Linked DNA regions of Homo sapiens: region 1 is linked to region 2. A link is a contact called in ENCODE Hi-C or POLR2A ChIA-PET data. All regions are on one chromosome and are shown on one strand. The core of a region is the stretch at or near the end of the contact, and the rest is flanking DNA. Distances in the headings are between cores, read along the strand shown.

Region 1 (6,255 bases), core at 1-2,500, 8.6 Mb after region 2:
TGAGTCCCCCTTCAAGTACTCAGTATTTGAGTGTCTACTAAGTTATAACAGTTAACGCACAAAATTCTAGTCCTCATGTTGTTTATACTCAGGTATTTATTGGGAGACACGCGTCAGTAGTCCCTGATAAATGGAAAGATCGCTTGAGTCCAGGAGTTCCAGTCCAGCCTAGAATAGGTAAAACATGCTCTCTGAATTAGTCTTTGAAACTGGTAAACTAGCTCAGAAGTTTTTTTAAGAATTCCATGAGTGGTTTGCTGGTGTACGTTTATTATATGCAGTGAAAGTACTTAATCTGCAAACCACCCCAAATTAAGCCCCTAACTCGCAAGCACAAAATGGACTCGATTATTTACTGAGTTATCAGTTGGCCTTGTCCTTAGTTGTACAGGGACTAATGACTCACCTATAAATAATGGGCTCTTCTAAGAAGACACAGTTGAGTTGACACCTCTTTGTCCTATAGCTGGGAGGAACGCATTGCAAACGCCAACCCAATGATTCCCTAAATGGGGTCTTCGCATCAGCTGCGTTAAAATCACCCCAGCAGGCAGGTTATCCGGCCGCCACTCCAGGGTCATTAAATCAGACTCTCCAGTGGGACCTCGGAATTCGTAGCTTAGCAAGCTCCCCAAGTGATGCTGGGAGTAAACTAACGTTTGAGAGTCACAAACATGTTTTGGCAATATAACCAGATGGGACTGGAGAAATTAAAAAATGAGAAACATCCCTAAAAAAGCAAGACTAAGCTGCGTGGGAGGCCAAACGAGGGGGGTCCTTTGGGCTGTTTCTACCATGACAAAAATCGCCATTACCCCACACCTCTCACACCGCCAACGTTCCGCCAACGTTCCGCCAACGTCCCACCACCCTCATGATATCCGTCCGCGGTACTGCTCCAGCGAAGGTACCCTTGCCTGGGCCATGAGGCGCAACCGTCCCTCACAGCTGGGGTGGCTTCTCCAGGTTCGCACCGAGGGGAAGTTGGGGTACCGGTTTCCGCCGCCAGCACCCAAGATGGCGGCACGAGCGTCGCAACCACAAGAACCACATGCTTCGTGTCCCGCCTCAGCATTCTCGGGTCTCACTAGACTTTTGCAAGTCACTGTGGGAACCCTCAAGGCGAGGGTGTTCCGCACTCTGGCGGCGATACACCTTCCTATTCCCTGACCTAGGCCTTCATTCCCCCGCCACAGAAAGCGCTGGAAGCGCCCAACCTGGATACTTCACCCAACGCCCAAGCCCACTAACATCGCCCGCCGCGAAGGCGCGGCCGAGGGGCCCAGAATGCCAGACACTAGGGCCTTCGCCCTCCTCATTGGTGGGTCCATACCGCGGGGCGGGCCTAGGTACTCATTGGGCCGGGAATTATGTCAGTCTTGGGAAATCAGGTCCGGGGATGAGGAGGTACACTCAGCCATTGGGCCCTCTCTGCTGCCAATCAGAGGGACATCCGTCGACGGCCCCGGCCTCGGCTCGTTGATTGGAGAAACTGTTCCTAGGGTGTTTGCGGCGGGCGGGTTTCCGAGTGCGGTAGCAGGAGGGGGCGGGGAGGTAAGCGGAGGCTCCGAGCTCTAGGCCGGCCGGCGGTGGCGGCGGCGAGGCCGGGACTCGGGCTTAGGGCCTGCTGTGGAGGCAGCGGCGGACGCCGAGCTAAGCAGTGGGTATCGGGCACATTCCTTTCCCAGAAGGGAGGGTTGCAGCGCCGCGGGGCCGAGGCTTATGGGGCGACGGGATGGTGCTGAGGTGCAGGAGGCGGGGGCCGAGCGGGGTTCCCGCCAGAGCCCGGCCCTGGGCCTGACAGGGAGGGGCCCCGCGCGGGGCCGAGAGGAAAGCTGGCTCCGGGGTGGGATGGACTGGGCAGGGTTGAGGGCACGAGAAGGCGTGGTGTGAGGCCTGGACTTGGGAGTGGGGTGGGGCCATCGGGACGGAGGGCGGGGTGGGGTTTGCTGTAAGGGTGGGTCAAGGCCAGGGAAGTAGCACTTGTTCGCTGGCCGCCCCTGGAGGCTAGAAGCTCCGGCGCCGAGAGTGGGCATGGCGACTTGGTCTCAGCCGGACTCGGGTATCCGGGCAGGGTGGGACCAGCCTCAGGCTATGGGCCCTGCACCTACTTGATTTTTAAGGGACTTTGTCCGGTTCCTCGAACTTAATTGGCTCCTGGGAGGTTTTAGTAATAAATTGCGTGAGAACGGGAGGGTAGCGTAAGCAGGAATTCTGGGTCGCAATTGTGTTTACTCTGACCAGAGAGAGGGAGTGTGAGTGTGTGTGTGTGCGCACGTTCGTGTGTGTACGTATAGCTCGCTCTCCCCCTGTAGAATGAAGTTGGTAGATGGGTCACAACGCAGGAGAGGAGAGGCGGTATGTCTTGGTTTGTGACATTAATGGAAGCTCAAAAGTGGAGACCAGAAACAGATTTACTTCCTCTGCACTGGGCAGTCTGGCTAGAGAACGTGGCCATATCCTTCTGCTTTGGCTCAGAAGGTCATATGAATGAAAATAAAACCTGCCTATGCAAATTCTGGACGGAATAGTCCTGCGTAGTAGGGCCCCCACCATCCCTCTCCTTTTTTTCTTTCCTTTTCTTTTCTTTCTTTTTTTTCTTTTTTTGAGACGGAGTTTTGCTCTTGTTGCCCAGGCTGGAGTGCAGTGGCGCGATATCGGCCCACCACAACCTCCGTTTCCTGGGTTCAAGCGATTCTCCTGTCTCAGCCTCCCGAGTAGCTGGGATTACAGGCATGCGCCACCACGCCCGGCTAATTTTTGTATTTTTAGTTGAGATGGGGTTTCTCCATGTTGTTCAGGCTGGTCTCAAACTCCCGACCTCGGGTGATCCGCCCTCCTCGGCCTCCCGAAGTGCTGGGATTACAGGCGTCGGCCCTTTTCCTTTTTTTTCTTTTGTAAGTTGTGAGGATAGGAAAGGGAAATCAGATTTCAAAGTTCAGAAAACAAAAGGCATTCTTCTTCTGGGTGAAGTGGTGGCCTGAACATTGTCCTTTTGTCCTTCCACACTCTCACTGTTTAATAATCTTGCCTTTTTGAACTGAGAAAAGACAACTGTTATGGGTGGTTTTCTCCCGAGGGGTGAAAATCCAGCTTTACTTTTAAGACAGGAAATGGGCTTCTCATGTGAAAATAGAAGCTGGGTAATGCGCCTGTAGTGGGGGAGGAGGGCTGGTAAATAAAACAAAGGTGTAAGATATTTTGGATGACCTGGTTATTGTCTGCTTATTCAAACCAAGCTACATTTTAGGATATTGCACATTTAATATTCAGTAACTGAGATCATTCGTGATCAGTAGCTTTCTTTGATAGTTCTTCTATGATCGGTTGCTATATTTTGGGTTTTTTTTCTGAGAGTGTAAGTAGTCCTTTCTTCCTGTAAAAGTGGCCTTTAGGCCAGGCACAGTGGCTCACGCCTGTGATCCCAGCACTTTGGGGGGCCGAGGCGGGCAGATCACCTGAGGTCAGGAGCTTGAGACCAGCCTGGCCAACATAGTGAAACCCCATCTCTACTAAAAATACAAAAATTAGCAGGGCGTGGTGGCAGGCGCCTGTAATCCCAGATACTTGGGAGGCTGAGGCAGGAGAATCGCTTGAATGCAGAAGGTGGAGGTTGCAGTGAGCACAGATCACGCCACTGCACTCTAGCCTGGGCGACAGAGTGAGACTCTGTCTCAAAAAAAAAAAAAGTGAAAGTGTCCTTTGAATGTGTTTTCTACCTTCTACTGTGAAGGTTTTCCTACCCTGATCATGATGTGAAAAGTATGGAATCTTATCCTGTTGCTTTTGTGATTCCCATTTCAGGTTTCTCTGGAAACCCCCCTGGTAAGTGTGGAGGAGGCGGGACACTCTGACCCAAGACGAAAGGCCTGTAGCTCCAGCCAAAGAAAATAAACCTTAGGAGGGAGAAGGAAAAAAAAAATCCATCAGCTGTTCCTGAGAACAGCCTGCATTGGAATCTACAGAGAGGACAACTAATGTGAGTGAGGAAGTGACTGTATGTGGACTGTGGAGAAAGTAAGTCACGTGGGCCCTTGAGGACCTGGACTGGGTTAGGAACAGTTGTACTTTCAGAGGTGAGGTGTCGAGAAGGGAAAGTGAATGTGGTCTGGAGTGTGTCCTTGGCCTTGGCTCCACAGGGTGTGCTTTCCTCTGGGGCCGTCAGGGAGCTCATCCCTTGTGTTCTGCCAGGGTGGGGTACGGGGTTTGACACTGAGGAGGGTAACCTGCTGGCTGGAGCGGCAGAGCAGTGGCCTTGATTTGTCTTTTGGAAGATTTTAAAAACCAAAAAGCATAAACATTCTGGTCCTTCAGCAATGCTTTCTCTGAAGAAATACTTAACGGAAGGACTTCTCCAGTTCACCATTCTGCTGAGTTTGATTGGGGTACGGGTGGACGTGGATACTTACCTGACCTCACAGCTTCCCCCACTCCGGGAGATCATCCTGGGGCCCAGTTCTGCCTATACTCAGACCCAGTTCCACAACCTGAGGAATACCTTGGATGGCTATGGTATCCACCCCAAGAGCATAGACCTGGACAATTACTTCACTGCCCGGCGGCTCCTCAGTCAGGTGAGGGCCCTGGACAGGTTCCAGGTGCCAACCACTGAGGTAAATGCCTGGCTGGTTCACCGAGACCCAGAGGGGTCTGTCTCTGGCAGTCAGCCCAACTCAGGCCTCGCCCTCGAGAGTTCCAGTGGCCTCCAAGATGTGACAGGCCCAGACAACGGGGTGCGAGAAAGCGAAACGGAGCAGGGATTCGGTGAAGATTTGGAGGATTTGGGGGCTGTAGCCCCCCCAGTCAGTGGAGACTTAACCAAAGAGGTTAGTGGACCTGTGGTGGGTGTGTGGGGCCTGGGGCTTGGGGGTGGGCTGGTCCCAAAGGATTGTGGTCAGAACACTGAGCCCTGTAAAGAGCCAGACAGGTTTCAGCAGGGCCTCAGGCACTGTTCTTGGGTAGGGATGGGCTGAACTTTCTGACTTTAGGATTGGGGGCTGGGAGCATTTCCCTGTGTTGAACCATTGACCTACCTCTAAATGTACTGTCAGGGCAGTGGGAGGTTCCTACACATGCCAGGGTGTTTACTGCTTGGATTTCAGCGTGACTGCTGGAGGCCTGGGGTGGGGGAGGAGTCATGTTGTGATGGGCTTTGATGCAGTGTACATCTGTTGCTAAGACACAAATACTTTTTGGACTCTTGTTTTGTACCTCCCCCCACATCAGAACACAGACATACCCTGAAGTTCTCCTTTGTGGCGAGGCCTGTTGTTGTATTGTCCTGATAATTCAGACCTCCTGGGCCTGAGCCAAAGGGTAGATTTGGATAGTTATTCTTGGCCAGGAGAGGGCCAAGGCTTCCAATCTTTGCAAAAGGCCCACTGCAGGGAGTAGGGAAGAGAAGTCTGGGAGCTAGAAAGAGAAACTGCATTCTGCTGCCCAAGTCAACTTGCTTTGAGCTGTCAGAAGAGATCCTTAGCTCTTGTCACATGGCTGACATACTGTTCTGGGCAGAAAGCGATGCAGTTCTTTGCCTTTCAAGATGTGAATGGCTGCTGCTGCCCCTGCCTCACCAACATAAGATTGCTTTGAGCTCTGGGTTTGTATGGCTCTCGCTTGCCATCCAGCCTTAAGTAGCCGGGAAAGAGGCCCACTGCACTCCCCTGGCCATTAGGGAAGGAGAAAGCCCGATTGGGTTTTTGGAGGTGGCATGTGAAGGAATGTAAAAAGTTTTACAGATGTTACAGAAATGGGCTTCTCTGCCTGCCAGGTCAGACCACGTTTTCCCTCCTTCCCTGCTCTGTAGTCTTTTCCTGAGCTTAGTTCTCTGACTGTTAGTGACTGTCAAAGAGTATGGCTTGTTCTAGGCCAGTGGTCCTCAACTGGGGGTGATTTTGTCCCCGAGGGTGCAGGTGGCAATATCGTGAAACAGTTTTGGTTGTCACATCTTGGGGCGGGGTTGCTACTGGCACCTAGTGGGTAGGGGCCAAGGATGCTGGTTAACATCTTGAATGGCACAGAACACCTTCAAACAACAGATTTGTCTGACCCCAAGTGTCAGTAGTGCAGGGATTGAGACACTCGGCTCTGTGCTCAAATGGCTCATACTGGACCTGCTTTGAGAGAGACTAGGATTATCTGAGCGCAGGAGCCAGGAACATTTCTTACCTTTCAGGGCCTGTTAATTTAGCTTCTTACAGGGCCACTTGGAACTTCACCTCTCTTCTGCTTCCCCTTTCCTTCAAGTGGGCTCTA
Region 2 (5,968 bases), core at 1,681-4,180:
ACAGTGCTTGGCCTCTAATTTTTTTTTTTTTTGAGGCAGAGTCTTGCTCTGTTGCCCAGGCTGGAGTGCAGTAGCGTGATCTCCCCTCACTGCAATCTCTGCCTCCCAGTAGCGTGATCTCCCCTCACTGCAATCTCTGCCTCCCGGGTTCACACCATTCTCCTGCTTCAGCCTCCTGAGTAGCTGCGACTACAGGCACCCGCCACCACGCCCAGCTAATTTTTTTGTATTTTTAGTAGAGACGGGGTTTCACCGTGTTAGCCAGGATGGTCTCGATCTCCTGACCTCCTGATCTGCCCGCCTCGGCTCCCAAAGTGCTGGGGTTACAGGAGTGAGCCACTGCGCCCGGCCTATTTTTGTATTTTTAGTAGAAACAGGGTTTCACTGCATTGGCCAGGCTGGTCTTACTCCTGACCTCAAATGATCCTCCCCTCTTGGCCTCCCAAAGTGCTGGGATTACAGGCATGAGCCACTGCTCCCAGCCACTTCTTTTTTCTTGATAGCATTAATTTTACTTCCATAGAAGATCAAAAAGTTGTCGTGGAAAACTTGGTCTTTTTATTTTTTAAATTTTTTTATTATTTACTTATTTATTTTGAGACGGAGTCTTGCTCTGTTGCCAGGCTGGAGTGCAGTGGCGCGATCTCGGCTCGCTGCAACCTCTGCCTCCAGGGTTCAACCTCTGCCTCAGCCTCACGAGTAGCTGGGACTGCAGGTGTGTGCCACCAAGCCCAGCTAATTTTTGTGTTTTTAGTAGAGACGGGGTTTCCCCATGTTGGCCAGGATCGTCTCCATCTCTTGACCTTGTGATCTGCCCACCTTGGCCTCCCAAAGTGCTGGGATTACAGGAGTGAGCCACTGTGCCTGGCCTGATCTTTTTATTTTAGAACCAATATTTATGGACTCAATCATTTAGAGACGGCGGGCGTGGTGGCTCACGCCTGTAATCCTAACACTTTGGGGGCCAAAGTGGATGGAATGCTTGAGCCCAGGCATCTGAGGTCAGACTCGGCAACATAGCCAGCCCTCCATCTCTACAAAAAAATAAAAATAAAAATTAGCTGGGCTGGTGGCCTGTGGCTGTAGTCTCAGCTACTCAGGAGGCTGAGATGGGAGGATCACCTGAGCCCATGAGGGGAAGGCTACAGTGAGTTATGATTGTGCCACTGCACTCCAGCCTGGGCGACAGAGCGAGACCCTTCACACACACACACAAAATTAGGTTAAAAAAAAAAAATGTTTTGGATCGCCCTGTGAGCAAAAGGAACAAGAACATTTACAGAGAGTGATTTTTGAGAATTGAGACTACCTTAATTCAGAATGTTTTCTGGTCCTGAATTTACCAGCTGAACTTCTCCGTTTTGGACAAGCCCCTTCATTTCTCCATGCCTTAGTTTTCTCACTTATACAACCTATTTCAGAGGACTGTTGTGAAGATGGAATGACTTAAGGTAGGCGAAAGTTTTTTAAAAAGTAATAAATGAGGGGCCAGTGTAAGATAGTGTTATTTTCTTGTTAATTAATACTATGCTTTTCTTGTTCATATTATAATCTTTTGTATGAGGATGAAAGGCTAAATTATCCAATAACGGCCATGGGAGGATCTCAAGATGGGATGAGCTTTTAGGTTCTGAGATTTGAAGCAAAGATTGGTAAGGAGACAACACCATAGGATGGAAGAGCTTGTGTTTTAGTCTCAGAAAGACATGAATTTGAATGTTGACTGTGGCACTTGTTGGACCAAATTATTCAACTTCCCTGAGGCTGGGATTCCTTTTCTATAAAACAGGGATGAAAATCTCGTGTTTTGCAGGATAATTGTGAAAATTAGAGATAATGTATGTAAAATTCTTGGCAGGTAGCACACACCCTATATGTGGGAAGCACTGTTAAAACACTCAGGGACTTGGGTTGAAATGTCCCGACATTTGTCTTTTGCTCTGTAAAAAATAATCTCAACCGGGCGCGGTGGCTCAAGCCTGTAATCCCGCCACTTTGGGAGGACCAGACGGGCAGATTGCTTCATTCTAGGAGTTCAAGACCAAGGATCGCGGATTGCTTGAGTCTAGGAGTTCGAGACTAGCCTGGGCAACATGGCGAAACCCCATCACTACGAATAATAGAAACAAATTAGCACGGCGTGGTGGCGCGACTCTATAGTTCCAAGTACTCGGCAGGATGAGGTGGGAGGATTGCTTGAGCCCAGGAGGTGGAGGCTGCAGTGAGCCGAGATCGTGCCACTGCACTCCAGTCTGGGCAAAAGAGAGAGAACTTGTCTCAAACAAACAAAAAAATGGCCCGGCGCGGCGGTTCACGCCTGTAATCCTAGCACTTTGGGAGGCCGAGGCGGGAGGATCACTTGAGGTCAGGAGGTCGAGACCAGCCTGGCCAACATGGTGAAACCCTGTCTCTACTAAAAACAAAAAAGTTAGCCGGGCGTGGTGGCGGGCGCCTGTAATCCCAGCTACTCGGGAGGCTGAGGCAGGAGAATCGCTTGAACCCAGGAGGTGGAGGTTGCAGTGAGCCGAGATCGCGCCACTAACACTCCAGGATGGGCTACAGAGCGAGACTCCGTCTCAAAGGAAAACAAAAAACAAACAAAAAAAAGTCATCCTGGTAGTTAAAAGATTTGTTAAAAAGGATGTTGAAATTATTTTGTCACGGAGCCTGGGAGTGTTTGTTTAATCAGTTACCGATAAAGTTTTGGTTAAAAAAAAAAAACTCGGTTTGTTCCGTTTCAATAAAGCTTTGCTCAAACGGGGAGCTCCGGGAGCTCATCGCGAGACTCAGGTGAAACGCGTTTCTAGTTTGGGACCTGATCTCGCGTTGTTTGATAAGCAGGGGAATGAGGTGAAAGCGAAGCACGAAACATCGCGAGAGGCTACTGGACTCTCGCGACGATTTCTGGGATTGCCCCTCCCCCCTTCCCCAAGTGCCGTTTCGGTTTAATCTAGTGTGTGACTGGGTCTGTGTGAGGGAGAGAGTGTGTGTGGTGTGGAGGTGAAACGGAGGCAAGAAAGGGGGCTACCTCAGGAGCGAGGGACAAAGGGGGCGTGAGGCACCTAGGCCGCGGCACCCCGGCGACAGGAAGCCGTCCTGAACCGGGCTACCGGGTAGGGGAAGGGCCCGCGTAGTCCTCGCAGGGCCCCAGAGCTGGAGTCGGCTCCACAGCCCCGGGCCGTCGGCTTCTCACTTCCTGGACCTCCCCGGCGCCCGGGCCTGAGGACTGGCTCGGCGGAGGGAGAAGAGGAAACAGACTTGAGCAGCTCCCCGTTGTCTCGCAACTCCACTGCCGAGGAACTCTCATTTCTTCCCTCGCTCCTTCACCCCCCACCTCATGTAGAAGGGTGCTGAGGCGTCGGGAGGGAGGAGGAGCCTGGGCTACCGTCCCTGCCCTCCCCACCCCCTTCCCGGGGCGCTTTGGTGGGCGTGGAGTTGGGGTTGGGGGGGTGGGTGGGGGTTGCTTTTTGGAGTGCTGGGGAACTTTTTTCCCTTCTTCAGGTCAGGGGAAAGGGAATGCCCAATTCAGAGAGACATGGGGGCAAGAAGGACGGGAGTGGAGGAGCTTCTGGAACTTTGCAGCCGTCATCGGGAGGCGGCAGCTCTAACAGCAGAGAGCGTCACCGCTTGGTATCGAAGCACAAGCGGCATAAGTCCAAACACTCCAAAGACATGGGGTTGGTGACCCCCGAAGCAGCATCCCTGGGCACAGTTATCAAACCTTTGGTGGAGTATGATGATATCAGCTCTGATTCCGACACCTTCTCCGATGACATGGCCTTCAAACTAGACCGAAGGGAGAACGACGAACGTCGTGGATCAGATCGGAGCGACCGCCTGCACAAACATCGTCACCACCAGCACAGGCGTTCCCGGGACTTACTAAAAGCTAAACAGACCGAAAAAGAAAAAAGCCAAGAAGTCTCCAGCAAGTCGGGATCGATGAAGGACCGGATATCGGGAAGTTCAAAGCGTTCGAATGAGGAGACTGATGACTATGGGAAGGCGCAGGTAGCCAAAAGCAGCAGCAAGGAATCCAGGTCATCCAAGCTCCACAAGGAGAAGACCAGGAAAGAACGGGAGCTGAAGTCTGGGCACAAAGACCGGAGTAAAAGTCATCGAAAAAGGGAAACACCCAAAAGTTACAAAACAGTGGACAGCCCAAAACGGAGATCCAGGAGCCCCCACAGGAAGTGGTCTGACAGCTCCAAACAAGATGATAGCCCCTCGGGAGCTTCTTATGGCCAAGATTATGACCTTAGTCCCTCACGATCTCATACCTCGAGCAATTATGACTCCTACAAGAAAAGTCCTGGAAGTACCTCGAGAAGGCAGTCGGTCAGTCCCCCTTACAAGGAGCCTTCGGCCTACCAGTCCAGCACCCGGTCACCGAGCCCCTACAGTAGGCGACAGAGATCTGTCAGTCCCTATAGCAGGAGACGGTCGTCCAGCTACGAAAGAAGTGGCTCTTACAGCGGGCGATCGCCCAGTCCCTATGGTCGAAGGCGGTCCAGCAGCCCTTTCCTGAGCAAGCGGTCTCTGAGTCGGAGTCCACTCCCCAGGTGAGCTATTTGTCTAACAGTCCTTCCTCATTTAGGGTGGGTTGCGAGGAATTGGCATTCAGCGTGTTAACATTGTCTGGAAGCCCGCAGTGTTCATCATTGACTAGAACACTTTGCTGTTGGCTAGTCATTCCAGTGTGTGAATCTGTCTCCCCTTAACCCAGAATTCGAGAAGTGAAGAGTACATAGGCCTCAAACCGCCAAAGGTAGGTACTTCCAGTGGTGGGGTCTTCAGTTGTAAGCTTCTGAGTGAGAAACGTCAAAGGCTTCTGCTTAGTGAGTGGATGGAGTTGATACTAGTTCCCAGAGCATGTCTAGCTATTTCTGTTGCTTAGTTTTATATTTTTAAAAATCACATTGGTATTTGTGCTTTAGACTCTATGGGACCTGGTTGAAGACTTAAGAAATTGGTATGGAAGTTACTTGCCTAGTTTATCCTATTTGTGTTGTCCACTGAATCCCCAAACCTGTACATTTATTCATTTCCTACTTGGCACTGTTTTAATTATTTACAAAAGATTCCTGTCTTTTAACTGATGTTTTAGTGGAAATTCAGCTGATTAGTCTGTTACCCTTTTAATGGTATAACCTAGCAGAAATTGGTTCCAAGGACAATTTGGTTTTCTTTACAGCATCATCACTGACCTACCTTGTGACCGCTGACAATTTTCAAAATCTTTCTCTAAAACACATAGTAATAATGCCTTCTTTATATTTTTGCGAGAAAGGCATGCTAGTTTGAAATTTTGTTGTTAGAGTGAATTATTTGGAAAACTGTGTTCTTGTTCCTAGGTAATGAGATGTATCTCCTTTGTGGCCTCACTTCTGTTCACAAAAACAGAATGTGGGCTTTAGTTAGACCTTTGTGGAATCCTAATGTTGCTTTGTGACCTTTAGCAAATGAGTTAATTTCTCCTTGCCTGAGTTGCTTCAGGTGTAAAATGGGAATAATAAATACCTACTTTTAAGGGTTGTGATGATTAAATTAGTCAATTTGAAGTGCATAGCACAGTGCCTTGTACATAATATCACTCAGTAAATTATGAGTGAGGATGTTGAACACTGGTAGAGAAATTGTGCTAATTTGAAAAAAATTCATGCATGACTTTTTTTTTTTTTGAAAGACAAGATCTTGCCCTGTTGCCTAGGCTGGAGTGCAGTGGCATCATCTTGGCTCACTGCAGCCTTGACTTCCCAGGCTCAAGCAATCCGTCCACCTCAGCCTCCTGAGTAGCTGGGATTACAGGTTCATGCCACCATGCCTGGCTAATTTTTTTTTTCTTTTTCTTTTTTTTTTTTGTAGAGACTGGGTTTTGCCCTGTTGCCCAGGATGGTCTTGAACTCCTGAGCTCAAGCAATCCTCCTGCCTCCCAAAGTGCTGGGATTACAGGCATGAGCCACCACGC

Evidence for each region. Hi-C counts contacts between places; a loop is a spot of excess contacts on that map. ChIA-PET counts read pairs that join two places held with the same protein, here RNA polymerase II (POLR2A). Pooled maps may share reads with other maps.
Region 1: a pooled map shows a loop between it and region 2 (4-fold over the local background). The contact joins the promoter of NFE2L1-DT here to the promoter of CDK12 in region 2. A Hi-C loop is called at or near these places in 1 of 50 pooled maps. POLR2A ChIA-PET finds 5 or more read pairs at or near these places in 2 of 52 experiments (activated B cell and activated CD8-positive, alpha-beta memory T cell).

The regions. Positions count from the first base shown.
Region 1 is chr17:48,046,803-48,053,057 of GRCh38, forward strand. NFE2L1-DT (NFE2L1 divergent transcript) reads right to left here and starts at 1,251. Exons shown (of 2, transcript NR_170231.1): 1 at 823-1,251; 2 at 79-168. It overlaps NFE2L1 (NFE2 like bZIP transcription factor 1), which reads left to right and starts at 1,557. Exons shown (of 6, transcript NM_003204.3): 1 at 1,557-1,660; 2 at 3,805-4,826. The coding sequence starts at 4,317. It also overlaps a transcript of COPZ2 not described here. RefSeq lists enhancers at 329-932, 777-966, 933-1,534, 1,037-1,276, 1,535-2,136 and a silencer at 1,687-1,966.
Region 2 is chr17:39,458,556-39,464,523 of GRCh38, forward strand. It overlaps CDK12 (cyclin dependent kinase 12), which reads left to right and starts at 2,931. Exons shown (of 14, transcript NM_016507.4): 1 at 2,931-4,562. The coding sequence starts at 3,517. RefSeq lists enhancers at 2,708-3,632, 2,993-3,042, 3,133-3,192, 3,358-4,557, 3,583-3,712.